Regions from separate parts of the Homo sapiens genome. Here region 1 is linked to region 2. The links are chromatin contacts, found by Hi-C or POLR2A ChIA-PET in ENCODE. All regions are on one chromosome and are shown on one strand. The core of a region is the stretch at or near the end of the contact, and the rest is flanking DNA. Distances in the headings are between cores, read along the strand shown. Region 1 overlaps KANK1 (KN motif and ankyrin repeat domains 1). Region 2 overlaps KANK1 (KN motif and ankyrin repeat domains 1).

Region 1 (6,673 bases), core at 1,169-3,668, 79 kb after region 2:
CTAATTATCTGACTGTCAAATGACAGTGTCATTCTATTTTGCAGGCATTTTTGATAGTTTATCTTCCCAGTAATATTTTTGTAATCTTCATCACCTTGACCATCTAACTCTTTTTTTTGGAGACAAAGTCTTTCTCTGTTGCCCAGGCTGGAGTGCAGCGGTGCAGTCTCAGCTCACTGCAACCTCCGCCTCCCGGGTTCAACCGATTTTCCTGCCTCAGCCTCCTGAGTAGCTGGGATTACAGGCGCATGCCACCACACCCGGCTAATTTTTTGTATGTTTAGTAGAGATGGGGTTTCACCGTGTTAGCCAGGATGGTCTCGATCTCCTGACCTTGTGATCCGCCAGTCTCGGCCTCCCAGGGTGCTGGGATTACAGGCGTGAGCCACCGCGCCCGGCCGACCATCTAACTCTTATGTGCCCTTGCCTGTACATATAAAAGTACATTTAAAAATAGGATTGGCTTTCATTTGCATAATGAACACACATATTACCCATAGTACCTCCCACACAAAGCCACCTATGCCTCTTAAATTGCACTTTGTTAATAGGAAACTATCTGTTGTTTTGTGCTTTTGGCAGCTGTAGAGAAAATACACAAAGCCAGGTGTTGTGGCTCTTGGGTAAGACTGAGAATGTGATTTTTGCAATCTGTGTTTTTTTAATAGCCAGTTATTGGAGATAAGAAAGAGAAATTCAGTACAAAGTCTAAGATGTCCCAGTGATGCACTCTGACTGGGTGTCATTATCTCAACAGGAATGAATGTAGTTCAACAGTATGTAGGCCCGGTTTCTTAGACATGATGTCTGCTGAAATGGTGATAAGGTATCCCACATTATCGGTGTTTTTTTGAAGACAGCCTTTAGGGTTTCAGTGTCATCATCTTTATGCCTTTTGCTAAAACAGTTTATGTTCTGCCTTTTAGTAAGCCTTTATGTTAAAAACGTTTCATATTAAAAAAAGTTATCATTTGGAATACATAGGTCAACTATCTAGGAATGGGACAAAGTACAGAAACAATGAGACAGGATTTGTGGGATGAGAAATTAAAAAAGCAGTCCCTTCAGCTGAAGAAGCTGCTTAGAAATTTAAGCCGGACATCTCAGGCGGCCATACTGGAATGGAATGTGGAAAAGGTAGCAGTTATATGTGAGCAATACCTTTGACTGTGACACTCTTTCGAACCCCAGTTTAGACCAGCAGCAGCTCTCCTAATGGGGAGTCAAGAAGTAGTAAGAGACCCTAAGAGTCATATAAGACACAAATCACCTTTGCCTGTGATATTTGCCATACATATGCCTATGGTTACATGCAGAGGATCCCAACAGGAGCATCATACACACAGCAAATAACACTAATGTGTTTTATTTATATGTACCAAATTAAAGGGGCATACAAAATAAAATTTTTAAATGAGTGGGTGAAGATATTGGGACAGAAGGAAGATATCAAGAGGAGGAAATATGGAGTAAAGATAGAGGTAGCATGTACTGTAAAAGATCTTGTAAGTAGACCAGAATAGGCCAGTAATTTGGCTCCATGCTTCCTAGCAGCCAAGGCAAAGAAGTAATTGTGACCAGATACATAGTTCACAGCATCTTTAAGATTCAGTAAGCTAGCAACTCAAGAAAAGCACAAGTAGTCACCATATAGGGACAAGTGGACCATGCTGTGAACAGCACACTAGATAGCAAGTACAGCTGTAACAATCGTTGCTGGAGATAGAGCAGAGCTTCAGTCCTTTATGACAAGCTTGTCCAACCCATGGCCCACAGGCTGCATGTGGCCCAGGACAGCTTTGAATGCAGCCCAACACAAATTTGTAAACTTCTTAAAACATGAGATTTTTTTAAAGCTCATAAGCTATCATTAGTGTTAGTGTATTTTATTTGTGGCCCAAGACAATTCTTCTAGTGTGGCCCAGGGAAGCCAAAACGTTGGACTCCCCTGCTGTATGGAAAATCGAATTTGTTTACATTCTCCTGTTGTATTCATTTTTGAAATTTTGCTAATTCCTAAAAGGAATCCACAGAGAGCAAACTCTCTATTACTAACTTTTTTCCTCTTCTCAATGTAAATTAAGTAGTATTTCAAATGAGATTAAAAACAGGATACTTCTTGAACTTTACTTTAAAAATACAGGTTCATGAGCCCCTTAAGTTTTGTGACTTTCTGTTGTAAAAAAGACTGTATTCACTAGATGGCAGTGTCACCAGCCTTTTGGGAAGTTAAATATGAGTGTGACTGTCCTAAGTACTAAACATGGGTAAAAGTAGGAAGACCATTTAACTGAGCATAAAGGATCTCATTTCTGCGCCCTACAGGAAAGAGTAGTTCTCCTTTTTCTCCTCCCCTCTTATTTGAGGCCGGGAAGAAGGCGCTGTGCATAGCGCTCCAAGCATCTCTGGGTGGCACTGGAGGGCCATTTTTCACAAGGAGCAAGTCGGCCAGCAGAGTGCTCAGTTCTTGGTCATGCCAGTGGCTGCAGGGTTTCCAGCCACTTGTCCTTGCTTCTTTGTTTCTGAACTTTCAGTCCGGGGCAGGAGTTACTGACAAGAGTTCACAAACCAGCTGTGAGATAATGGTGTATTGATAAGGTACAAAAGTGTGTTTAGCAGATGGGGATAATTTTTCGACCCTCAGTGTTTGTTTAAATTGTTTCTAGCATGAAAGCAATATGATCTCTCTCAGGAAATGAGATTGTTTTCTCTATTCAGGTAATAGGATCTTTTACCCATTTCCATCTTTGAGGAGTGATTATATACTTCTGCAGTTTTTTTAAATGAAAAAGATTTATTTTTAAATCATACTGGCATAAAGTTAATGGTATTTTGTTAAATTTTAGGATTTTTACAGCATATCTTGGCTGACACTGATCTTGGTCCTATCCTAGTGGCAATCTCTTAACAGTTGTGCTGCTGGTGTTATGAGTAGGACAGTTCCTCATTGTGTGGGACTGTCTCGTGTGCGGCAGGGTATTCTGCATTCCTGGCCCTTGCCCACTAAATGCCGGAAGTGCCCCTCAGACATGACTGCCCAGTAACACTCCCATGCATTTCCGTGTGCCTCCTGGGGTGGGGCCAGTACTCTCTAGTGTTGAAAACTGCTGGGCTAGAGATTTTGGTGTAGGTTGTGGGCCTTGTGGATTTAGTGAACATGATCTTTTAAAGAAATGTATATAAATGTACTTTATATTTTTAAAAAATCACTACAGCCCATCACCTTAAACTTCTGCTCATTCATATTTATATATGTATTCTGATTGTGATTACTCCTACATACAATTCTTAATATAGTACAAAATTGTACATATATAATTTTATGGTACCCATCCCCCCCCTGCCCTTTTTTTGAGACAGGGTCTCAGGCTGGAGTGCAGTGATGCAATCATGGCTCACTGCAGCCTCCGTTTCCTGGGCCCAAGCAATTCTCTTACTCAGCCTTCCGAGTAGCTGGTACCAAAGGTGTGCGCCACCATACCCAGCTAATTTTTAATTTTTTGTAGAGGGTCTCCCTGTGTTGCCCAGACTGGTCCTGAACTCCTGGCCTCAAGCAAGTCCTCCTGCATTGGCCTTCCAAAGTGCTGGGATTATAGTCTTGAGCTACCGCGCCTGGCATAGTATCATCTTTTTGATACCAACATACTATAAATATATTTTATTGCATTTTATTTGAAACTGTTAATAGACACATAATTTGCTGATGAATTGTATTCTTTGCTCTTTTAGTCCATCTGGCATCATATGCTCTTCCTTTTTGCTAGAATTCCCTCTTTTTTTCTTTCTACAGAAGTATCACTGGGTGGGAGAAAGCCTTACCTGTGATGGTTTGAGTACCCACATTTTAAAATTATGCTAGTTAAGAAGAGGGGGAATAATGTTGTTTCTTTTCTCTTTTTCTTATCAAATAGACTAAAAAGGCTACTCAAGGGCTGGAATTTGATTCCCACTTGTTCTTGTGGTACCTAGCACAGAGTCAGTCCCATAGTATATCCTTTAGGTAAAGACTTAATTAATTGGTGTGCTTTCAGTTTATTTTCCCTGGTTGGTCTTTGCATTTGTCCAGTTAACACCAGCTTCTGGATATTAGATCACCATAAAGTCCAAGACATGAAGAACAAATGTTATATATTCTCTTTGACATTTAAAGACAGAAGATAGTGGTAGAGGAGATCCCAAGTGATACCTAACCTAGCTAAAGACCCATGAGGAATGAAAGAACGAACAGGGAAAACAACTGCTGAATCCAGGTGGAAAAATGCTGGCCTACTTCTGGTCCTTGGTATGCCAGGATCCAAAGGTGGTGCCAGCTGATAGCATATGTTCAACAGCTGTGTTGATGCCATTTGCCTGCCCAGACAAGCCTCTTGAGGCATGAAAGCCTAAGGAAGGTTTCTCATATTAAGGATCAACAGGGACTCTTCTGTATCCGTCCTACCAGTGTCACCTCCCCACCCAGCATCAGCCGAGCACCACATCCACTGAAGCTCAATAAAGAAATGTTTAATGCTGAAGAGTTTCAATCAACAAGATGAAATTTTCAGGTTTAGGTAAACTTAGGAACTGGCTTGGGTTACTAGACTTCCAAATTTTATCCGGTCCTACCTTATTGCATGACATAACCGTGAGGACTAAAGTGAAGGCTTTTCAGCAGTCACTTCAGTGAGTCCTCAGCATTTAGGTGATACTGTATCAACTCGTGTCTGAAGCAACTTGGATTTAAGATAGTAGATCTTGTGCTGATTATTAGAATGGACATCCTGAACACCACTTAAATTACCATCAAACTGCATAGCCAGATCTTTAATTTACGAAACCTCTATTTTGTCACTTCTCCAAGCTGTCATTTAAGCTAAAAGCTGCTGTCTTTACACATATAAATCAAAGAAATATTTCATTTATATTCACTTGATACCTACCAAATTTCACCACTGGAATTTCTGAATACTTTATATCCTCTATCCTTCCATCCAGGCTTGGCTTTACTAAGTGTCCTTTCTAAGCCACTCATTATCAATCAAGATAGTAATTATTCTGCAAGACCCCAAATCTCAGTGGCTTTCAACAACACACACTGATTTTTTTACTCATATGCTACACGTCCATTATTTGTCAGCTGCAGCTGTGTTCAGTGTTGACCTCAACCTGTGATGGAGCAGCCTCTGCTTATGTCGCTGCTGTTCTTTATAGCAGAGGAAGGAAAGAAAGCAAGGCAAAGTTCCACACTAGCCCTTAAAACTTCTTCCTGGAAGTGAGACATGGTATTTCTGCTACCACTTCATTGGTTAAAGCAAGTCACAATGCCACACCCGAGTTGAGTGAGGGTGGGGATATGTGATTCTTCCTTAGGAAGGAGCAGGAAATTTTGGTGAATAGTAATGTAATCTACCACATGTTTAAAATGCAGTCCCTTCTCTAGAAGATCTCAGTAGTCTAAGAGAGAATAATTTTTTTTTAATATACTACCGTAAGTGAATGTTAGGTCAGTTAGGTCGATTTTTTTTTCATTCTTGCAAGGAATCATTATGTCTAATAAAATATAATAAAGAGTTTATGGTATATTTGAACTGTCCTTAATGTTATTTTACTGAGTCCAGTTCTTTTGGCAGTGGTTTAGTTTCTTTAACAATCTGTATTCTACAACTTCACTCGTTGCCTTCCTTGTTTAACATTTATTTTTCAAAACCAGACATGTCTTTTGTCTTCAAAGGATAAATGGAATTGGTTAGGAGAAGGATTGGGGAGGAGGGGGGTTGTGGCAAATGTCTAAAACCTATGTTTTATTCCCTTATTTTCTCAAAAATGTTAGCTCATGTTCACACGGGTTTATCTGTTTAGTCTAAGAAGTAGTTACTTTTGCTGTCTGGCCAAAGAGGTTCAGGACCCTGGAGCTTTGTTCTTTGGGACCCTGAAGGCAGCCTGGCAGGCAGAGCCCAGTATCACCTTTACAGCTACTTGATGGTGATCAAGAGCCAGCTGCTCTTCTTTCACCTGGCTGTTGGGGGAGGCACACCAATATGGGTGGGCAGGAAAAGTTACTTCCCAGGCTGAAATTTTCCCACCGTAAACTTAGGCTGATAGGCTGACAGTCTGCACCTCTCTTCCTCAGCAGACATTCCGATCAGCAGGCCAGTTTGTGACGCGTGCATGTGCACACTTCAGATTGCTTCTTCCACTTTCCTCTTTCCTGCTCAGGTTTCTCATAGGAGTAGGCTCCATGTAAGACTTCTGTCTTTTGTGAAAAAGAAAGCACGTATTTATAGAATGGAATTTCTTACTGAAAGAGGGTGCGGGCAGAATGGAGGATGACATGAATCCTGACTCAGTAACATTTATGGAACCACTCTCTGGATGCCACACTTACTGTGGGCAGTTACCAAAAAAATCAGTTTGGCCTACCTGCCTCCTAATATAATTTACCCTGCACACAAGGCAGTATCTTGAAGGTTATTTCAGTAGTACCCACGGAATTCTGCTTCCTTTAGGTAAGGAAAAGTATTCCCAAGAACAAAATATACAGGTTAAAGCCCATGTAATATAAAATTATGGCATTCATTGAAGAAAATACAGGCTATTCTAATTCCAGATCACATTTATTTATTTATTTACGAGACAGAGTCTCGCCCTGTCACACAGGCTAAAGTGCAGTGGCGTGATCTCAGCTCACTGCAAC
Region 2 (6,743 bases), core at 2,397-4,896:
GACAGAGTGAGACCCTGTCTCAAAAAAGTAAAAATAAAGTAGTACTTAATTTGGGATCAAGATCGGCTTACAAATCAGAACATTCAGGCTTGAGGAAGAGAAAAAGCAATTAAATAGGTCAACAATTGCAAAGCAAAACTCAATTTGAGAGTTGGATAAAGAGATTTGATTGTGGGGACTCTGTCATTTGAGATGCAACTCTTGGTCCAGTCTCAGGTGATGAAAATACAGCATCAGTAGTTAACTGGAGTACAGCAGCATTGGTGCCTTTCTTTCTGTGAAAAAAGTCTTTATTTGCCTAAGATGTAGAAAAGAGACTGTAGTGAACCAGAGACCATTTTATTCTGAACTGTGGCAGAATAAAACGCCTTCTGGCGTCTGTCCTCACTGTTACTCTGAAATAGCCCATATATCGGGAAAAAATGTGGCTGCTTCTGTGTGTGTGTGTTGTGTGTGTGTGGGCCAGATTGTTGTTGTGTTACATTGTGATACCAAGAGAGAAGAGAACTTTTGTCTAGATGCTCACCTGAGACATCCACCTGGCCTCCAAGCAGCATGCACATGAGTGAGGAATTTCAACAACTTGTTTTTTTCCTGTAAGATAATAAGTGTAAAACATTCATTGGACATGAGCACAAACACAGAGGCGTTATAGACTAGACTGTAAAATCGTCTGTGGGCCACTCTGAGCCCCTGTGGTCAGTCCTTTCCTTGGATGACTCTAAAGGGGACTTGGGCCCCACTTAGGCATAACGGTGAACAGAGATTTAAAAGGAGTTTGAGAGCATTCGTGTACAGAGATTTAAAAGGAGTTTGAGAGCATTTGTCTTTTTTTTTTTTTTTTTTTTTGAGACAGAGTTTCACTCTTGTTGCCCAGGCTGGAGTGCAGTGGCACCATCTCGGCTCACCGCAACCTCTGTCTCACTGGTTCAAGCGATTCTCCTGCCTCAAGCACTTTTTTTTTTTTTTTTTTTTTTTTTACCATTTCAATCATTTTGAGTGTATAGTTCATTGATGTTAAGTATGTTTACATTGTTGTGCCACCATCATCACCATCCATCTCCAGAACTCTTTCATCTTCCTAAATAGAAACTCTGCACCCATTCAACCCTTAACTCCCCATTTCCCTCCACTCCCTCCAGCCCCTGGTAACAACCATTCTACGTTCTAACTGTTTTATTTTTAAATTTAGACATATAGTTGATACTCAGAAGCTTAACATTCCTTATATGAAAGTCTTCACCAAGCTACTTGGCGTGAGCATCTTATTTGCCCTTTAAGCCTTACCCTGGGAATAAAATATAGCCTTTATCACTGTTTTTGGAATATCTTGGAAGTGCGTAAAACTGCTTCAGTTTATTATGTAGAAGTGCATTTCCAGATTTCTGGAGTGTGGATCGAAGATTTTCATACCAGCAGTAGGGTCTCAACCTTGTTTTTCTTATCTCTTGGCAAGAAAGCAAAGCTGGCCATTGGGGTATAATAAACCTTGTGTACACAGCTGCAGGAGGGAACAGGGAGGTGGCTGTGCTTGGAGGCCGGGTGTTTTGCCGACGATAATGGGGCATCTCTGGCACCATGTTGCTGGTCGGAACAGTTTTGGAGTTGGATTTTGTCCTGCAGTGATGTCTTTGAAGAGGAAAGCACTTTTGAATATTTGCATTGCTTTGAAGCCAGTGCCATGGAGATATTGTGACTTATTGCCAGTCAGAGGCAAAGCTGAGTGTGTGAGGTTTTGAACAAAGGTTGTTGAAAAAAGGAGATAATCATTAATTTTTTCAGTAAAATTCATTGAACCCCAAGGGCAATTTGGAGGGGTCATAGCTGTTTTTAGAATCTGTTGCTAATCACTGTATATCGTAGATATTAAGCCTAGGTTAAGAGCATTAGTGTGGGTACAGAGTTTAGATTTGCCAGTTTGTGACTTTAGGCATGTTTAACCTTTCTAAGTCTGTTTTTCCATCTGAAGAATGGACATAGAGAAAATTTATCACTGGGCTTTTTGTGGGGGACAGATGAGGTAAGGCATAATGCATTTAAAGTGGCAGGCACAGTCTAAATACTACCTAGTGCTCCTGCACAGGCATAGAAAATGGAAAATTGTTTATATATTTTACCCTCCTCCAAAACACTCTTAGACCATCTGATTTTTATTTGACTTATCTGAATCCTGAATAGTTTTTACTGGATCATACTCTGGTATCTGGACTGTCCCTGGTTTGAAGGTGGTGCTGCTGGGTGAGAAGCCAAGGATGAGAGAGGCTGTGTTTTGGAGGCCCAGTCTGTCAAAACTGAGGTGGCATTTCTAGTTCCTGATAGAGTGAGACAGATGCAAAGGTCATGGGAGCTTTGAACAGTTTCTATGCATTATGTGTTGTTTTTCATCTTCTGGAAGTGGGCTGGAATTTGTTTTCAGCAGCTAAGTTCATTATGTAGTTGCCTCTAAGCCATGCCTCCCCTTTTCCATGTTTGTGAAAAGCAAAACAAAACCACCAGGCACATTATCTTTTACGAGGACCTGGAGATTGACTAGCTGACACCCCCAGATTTCACATTTATGTTGAGATAAGGAGAATAATGTAAGTCACCCAGACTTTTTGTCATTCTGCATTTTTATTCACAGGGATGAACAGAAGCTTGCAGATTGGGAGAAAGGGGGGGGCAGAACCAGTTGTTTTCAGGTGGACCCAAATAATGCATCTGCTTTGATAACTGCCTATCTCGATTTGCTTGGAAAGGGCATAGAGTAATAAATAGTTTGTGGGAGTGTGAAGAATGAGCCTTTAGACTGACCCAACTTGTGGAAATTCAGAAAATGCAGAAATGTACGTTCTTCCAGCTTGTGAATGTTGAACAATGGAATTGTTAGAAGAACTTTTGAAACTTGTTCTTTTTTTGAAAGTATTATTGTGCTCGGTTGGCTACATGTGCTTTGGTCTCAAAAATTTGTGCCTTAATCACATTGCTGGGGAGGCTGTGGATTTCACTATCAACAGAAAGTAATGTAAGATGTGATATCTTTTCAGCAGGACCTAAGGAGATTTTCTCGAAAGAAAAGGGGAAAATGCCGCTCTTAAGCAAAAAATCTGGACCATGTTGGCAGACATACGTCTTTGAAACATACCAGCAGAGAATTATTTAATCATTTGCCCCTTAGTTTTATCTTGATCACTCCTAGCGTGATTTTTTCCCCCTCTTAGTTATGCAGCAGCCTACTGGCTGACATTTAACTATTGATTGTTCATCCTGGGGAATGAATTACTGTGATTTATAGTCAAGGGTACAGATGTAAAGAGACAGAAAGGATCAGATGTTTCTAGTGCCTTTTTTCTTCCTCTGATGGCTTCTCCCAGAAACTTGATAAAAGCACCAACACTAAAACATGTTTACAATAAGAAAGCTGTTTATTCATCTTAAGTAGAAAATTCTATAAGTTTATGTAAAATTTTGCCCATGTGGGAACAATTAGTCTTTTAATTTGAGTTGTGTATTGTAATTCCATGGATGGAGATGGGTGGAGGTTGGGCCGAGGGGAAGCTGAGGTAAGAAGCCAGACCAGAGAATTTAAAATGATGTCTTTCTTTGAGGATGCCCCCTTTGCCCCTCCTGCTGGGCCTCGCAGCCGTGGGATTGGCCACATCACTTCCTGTCCAAGTTGGCACTGAGAGTGGCACAGTAACTCTGCCCAGTGTTCTCAGACTGCAGTGGGCAAGTTTCCAGCAATAGAGTCACCCAAAGAAACAACGCAGCCTCCTTTTTTTCTTTCTCTGTTGCCTAGGGCAGTTTTCCTCAGACCTCAGTACCTATGTCCCTTGCTTTTGGAATAACCCCATTAGGTCCCCAAACCTTGCCTTTGATGTATGTGGCTTCTTGAGGATCCCCTACATTTGCATCTGTTTCCTTCCCTTATGCAAAGGCCCTACGTCTTCCCTGGGAGAAGAGTCCTCGGGGGCTTTCCTGTGGGAGAAAGGAAGGATCTATTCCTGCCCACACTTCTTTCTCTCCAGATAGAGAAATAGCTCACATTTTTGGTGCCTACTCTGTACTGGGCACTGTACTGTGAGTTTTCATGTGTGACCTCACAGGTACTATGATCATCTCCAAGTGACGTTCAGAGAGGTGGTCTGCCCCAGGTCACAGGGCTAAAATTAGTAACATGTAAGGAAAATGGCTTTACTCTCAGCGTGAGATGAAACAGACAATACAGTACACCTGCTGAGTGACAGAGTTGTCCCTGAGTTGTTAGGGCCTTTGCCCGCCTTGGAGCTCCACTTGCTTGGTGCACAGTAGGCAGCAAATGGGCTGTAGAATCATGGTATTTGTGATTTCCTGTGTCCTTGACAGTTGAGATATTCTCTAAGGCTATTTATGTTCTCTCTACCATGCTCGTCACAAGCAGTCTTCTGGGTCCTCACAAGCAGTCTTTATTGTTTATATTTCTATTAACAGGTCTGTTCAAGGCAACGTAAACCTTTCCTACCATGTTCCTCAAAATTCTTCCAAGCTCCTTCACTACCCAATTCCAAAACCACTTCCACATTTTTTGGTATTTGTTATAACAGCACCCCACTTCCAGGTACTAAAGTCTTTTAGTTTTCTATTCCTGCTGTAATAAAACCCACAAATTTCATGCTTAAAACAGCACGTGTGGGGCGCGGTGGCTCACATCTGTAATCCCAGCACTTCAGGAGGCTGAGGTGGGCGGATCACTTGAGGTCAGGAGTTAAAGACCATCCTGGTTAACATGGTGAAACTCTGTCTCTACTAAAAAATATAAAAAAAATAGCCAGACATGGTGGCGGGCACCTGTAATCCCAGCTACTCGGGAAGCTGAGGCAAGAGAATCACTTGAAACCCAGGAGGCAGAGTTTGCAGTGAGCTGAGATTATGCCACTGCACTCCAACTTGGGCAACAGAGCGAGACTGTCTGAGAAAAAAAATACACAAAAGCACACATTTTTTTATATTACAGTTGTGTAGATCAGAAGTTGGACACAGGTCTCACTGGAATAAAATCAAGAAGTCAGCAGGACCAGTTCCTTCTGAAGGTTTTGGGGAGAATCTGTTTCCTTACTGCTGCAGCTTCTAGAGGTTGCCTGTATTCCTTGGCTTGTGACCCGTTTCTTCATCTTCAAAGCCACCACTGGCAAATTTAGTCCCTTTTACGCCTGACATTTCTTCTGGCTCCTCTTATGTGATCCCATCTTTCTGTCTCTGACCACAGAAATAAAAGACTTTTTAAAAAGACTCATTAGATTGGGTCCATCTAGATAATCCAGGAAAATCTCTCCATCCCAAAGTCCTTAATCTTAATGCCGTCTGCACAATGACTTTTGCCATGAATGTAACATAGTCACAGGTTTGGGAATTAGAAGTTGGGCACCTTTGGGGGGCGCATTTTTCTGCCTGCCACACATGATAAGGTGTAGACACAATACAGTTAACTCTCTTAGTTCGCAGTCGGCACCCCTTTAAGTAAAGTGTGTGGTTTCTAATCAAGCATTTTATTCAGGGTGCATCTGTTCCACCTGGCTGGCAGCACGCACCTTGCAGGTCAGGTGTGAGATGAGCAAGACCCATTGGAAGACTGGAAGCTACCTCCTTCTCTCTTTTAGGACAAGGAAGCGAGAGAGAAGCGAGGAGACCACTTGAGTTGTGACTCTCCTGCTTATGGTGAAATTAAGAACTAAAACTAAAACAACAGGAACCCTTTCATAACGGAAATACTGAAGTATAAAATGAAACCACCTCCTAAACAACTCTTTTTCCTTTGAAAACAAAGCTAAGCTGCGTTGATGCTTGCACCTCTGCTCTTGCGTGGGAAAATTGGACCCCTCTGTGACATTTGGTATGTTACTGAGCAGGGTTCCCTTGGGGAGGACGAGAAGCCTCCTCTCCACTTGACACTTGGAATTTGATACCAGTTCCTGTCTGACAGCTGGTTAGCCTGTCAGGCCCTCACAAGTTAAATCTTGTCTCAGAAAATAATTTGCTAGAAGATCAAAGCATGGATGGGATAAATTAATTTTTCAACAAGCCACAGGTTTGGGATAATTGTCTCTCAAGTGTTGCTAATGTCTTTGATAAACAAGTAATTTGGGGGGGCTCTTTTTTTCTCTTGAGATTATAAATCTTGATTGATTCATATGTTGAAAAAGAACTCTGAAAGCTTGCACCTAAGATGAAGCCCTGGAATAACCTGAAATAATAATAATAGGTATATTTCAACACCTGTGCCATTCGGAGCAGTGATTCTCAACAGGTGGGGGTGGGAGATCGATTTTTGCCCCCCAGGGGCATTTGGCAGTGTTTGGAGACATTTTTGGTTGCCATGATTTTGGGGAGGGGTGCTACTGGCATCTAGGGAGTAGAGGCCAGAGATGCCCAGAATAGCCCACAACAAAGAGTTATAGAATGTCAGTAGTGCTGAGGTGGAGAACTCTTGATTGAGAAAGGAGTGTTTTCTATTTTACTTATTTTCGTGTGTCTTAACACTATTCCTGGATTTAATTTCTTTGAGGATAGGGTCCATCCTTTTATTTTCTCACTCAACACAACAAGTTGCCCTGAGTAGGCTCAAACATTTATTTACTGTTGATTCCCCTCTCTCTTGTTAAGCTATTCATCCTTTTTTTTTTCTGTCTTGGAGCAGAGCTATTGAGGGCAGCACTGAAAAGCAGATGGTAGAGCTGTGGCAGAATCAACATGGTTGGGAGAGCGGAAAGAACACAAGCTCTGGACTT

The links. Hi-C counts contacts between places; a loop is a spot of excess contacts on that map. ChIA-PET counts read pairs that join two places held with the same protein, here RNA polymerase II (POLR2A).
Region 1: a loop to region 2 is called in a map of ascending aorta, with 2.1 times the contacts of the local background. The contact joins two enhancer-like sites. A Hi-C loop is called at or near these places in 1 of 168 maps with a recorded cell type or tissue (ascending aorta). POLR2A ChIA-PET finds 5 or more read pairs at or near these places in 2 of 52 experiments (MCF 10A and naive thymus-derived CD8-positive, alpha-beta T cell).

Annotation. Positions count from the first base shown.
Region 1 is chr9:611,618-618,290 of GRCh38, forward strand. All of the region lies in intron 1 of KANK1 (KN motif and ankyrin repeat domains 1), which reads left to right. Among named protein-coding and RNA genes, the nearest start is that of KANK1-AS1, 71 kb to the right of the region's middle. Within about 2 kb of position 2,419, at least 22 of the 41 ENCODE cell types and tissues checked have a DNase peak (open chromatin) inside an H3K27ac peak, as active enhancers do.
Region 2 is chr9:531,410-538,152 of GRCh38, forward strand. All of the region lies in intron 1 of KANK1 (KN motif and ankyrin repeat domains 1), which reads left to right. Among named protein-coding and RNA genes, the nearest start is that of KANK1, 30 kb to the left of the region's middle. RefSeq lists a silencer at 5,805-6,017. Within about 2 kb of position 3,647, at least 5 of the 41 ENCODE cell types and tissues checked have a DNase peak (open chromatin) inside an H3K27ac peak, as active enhancers do.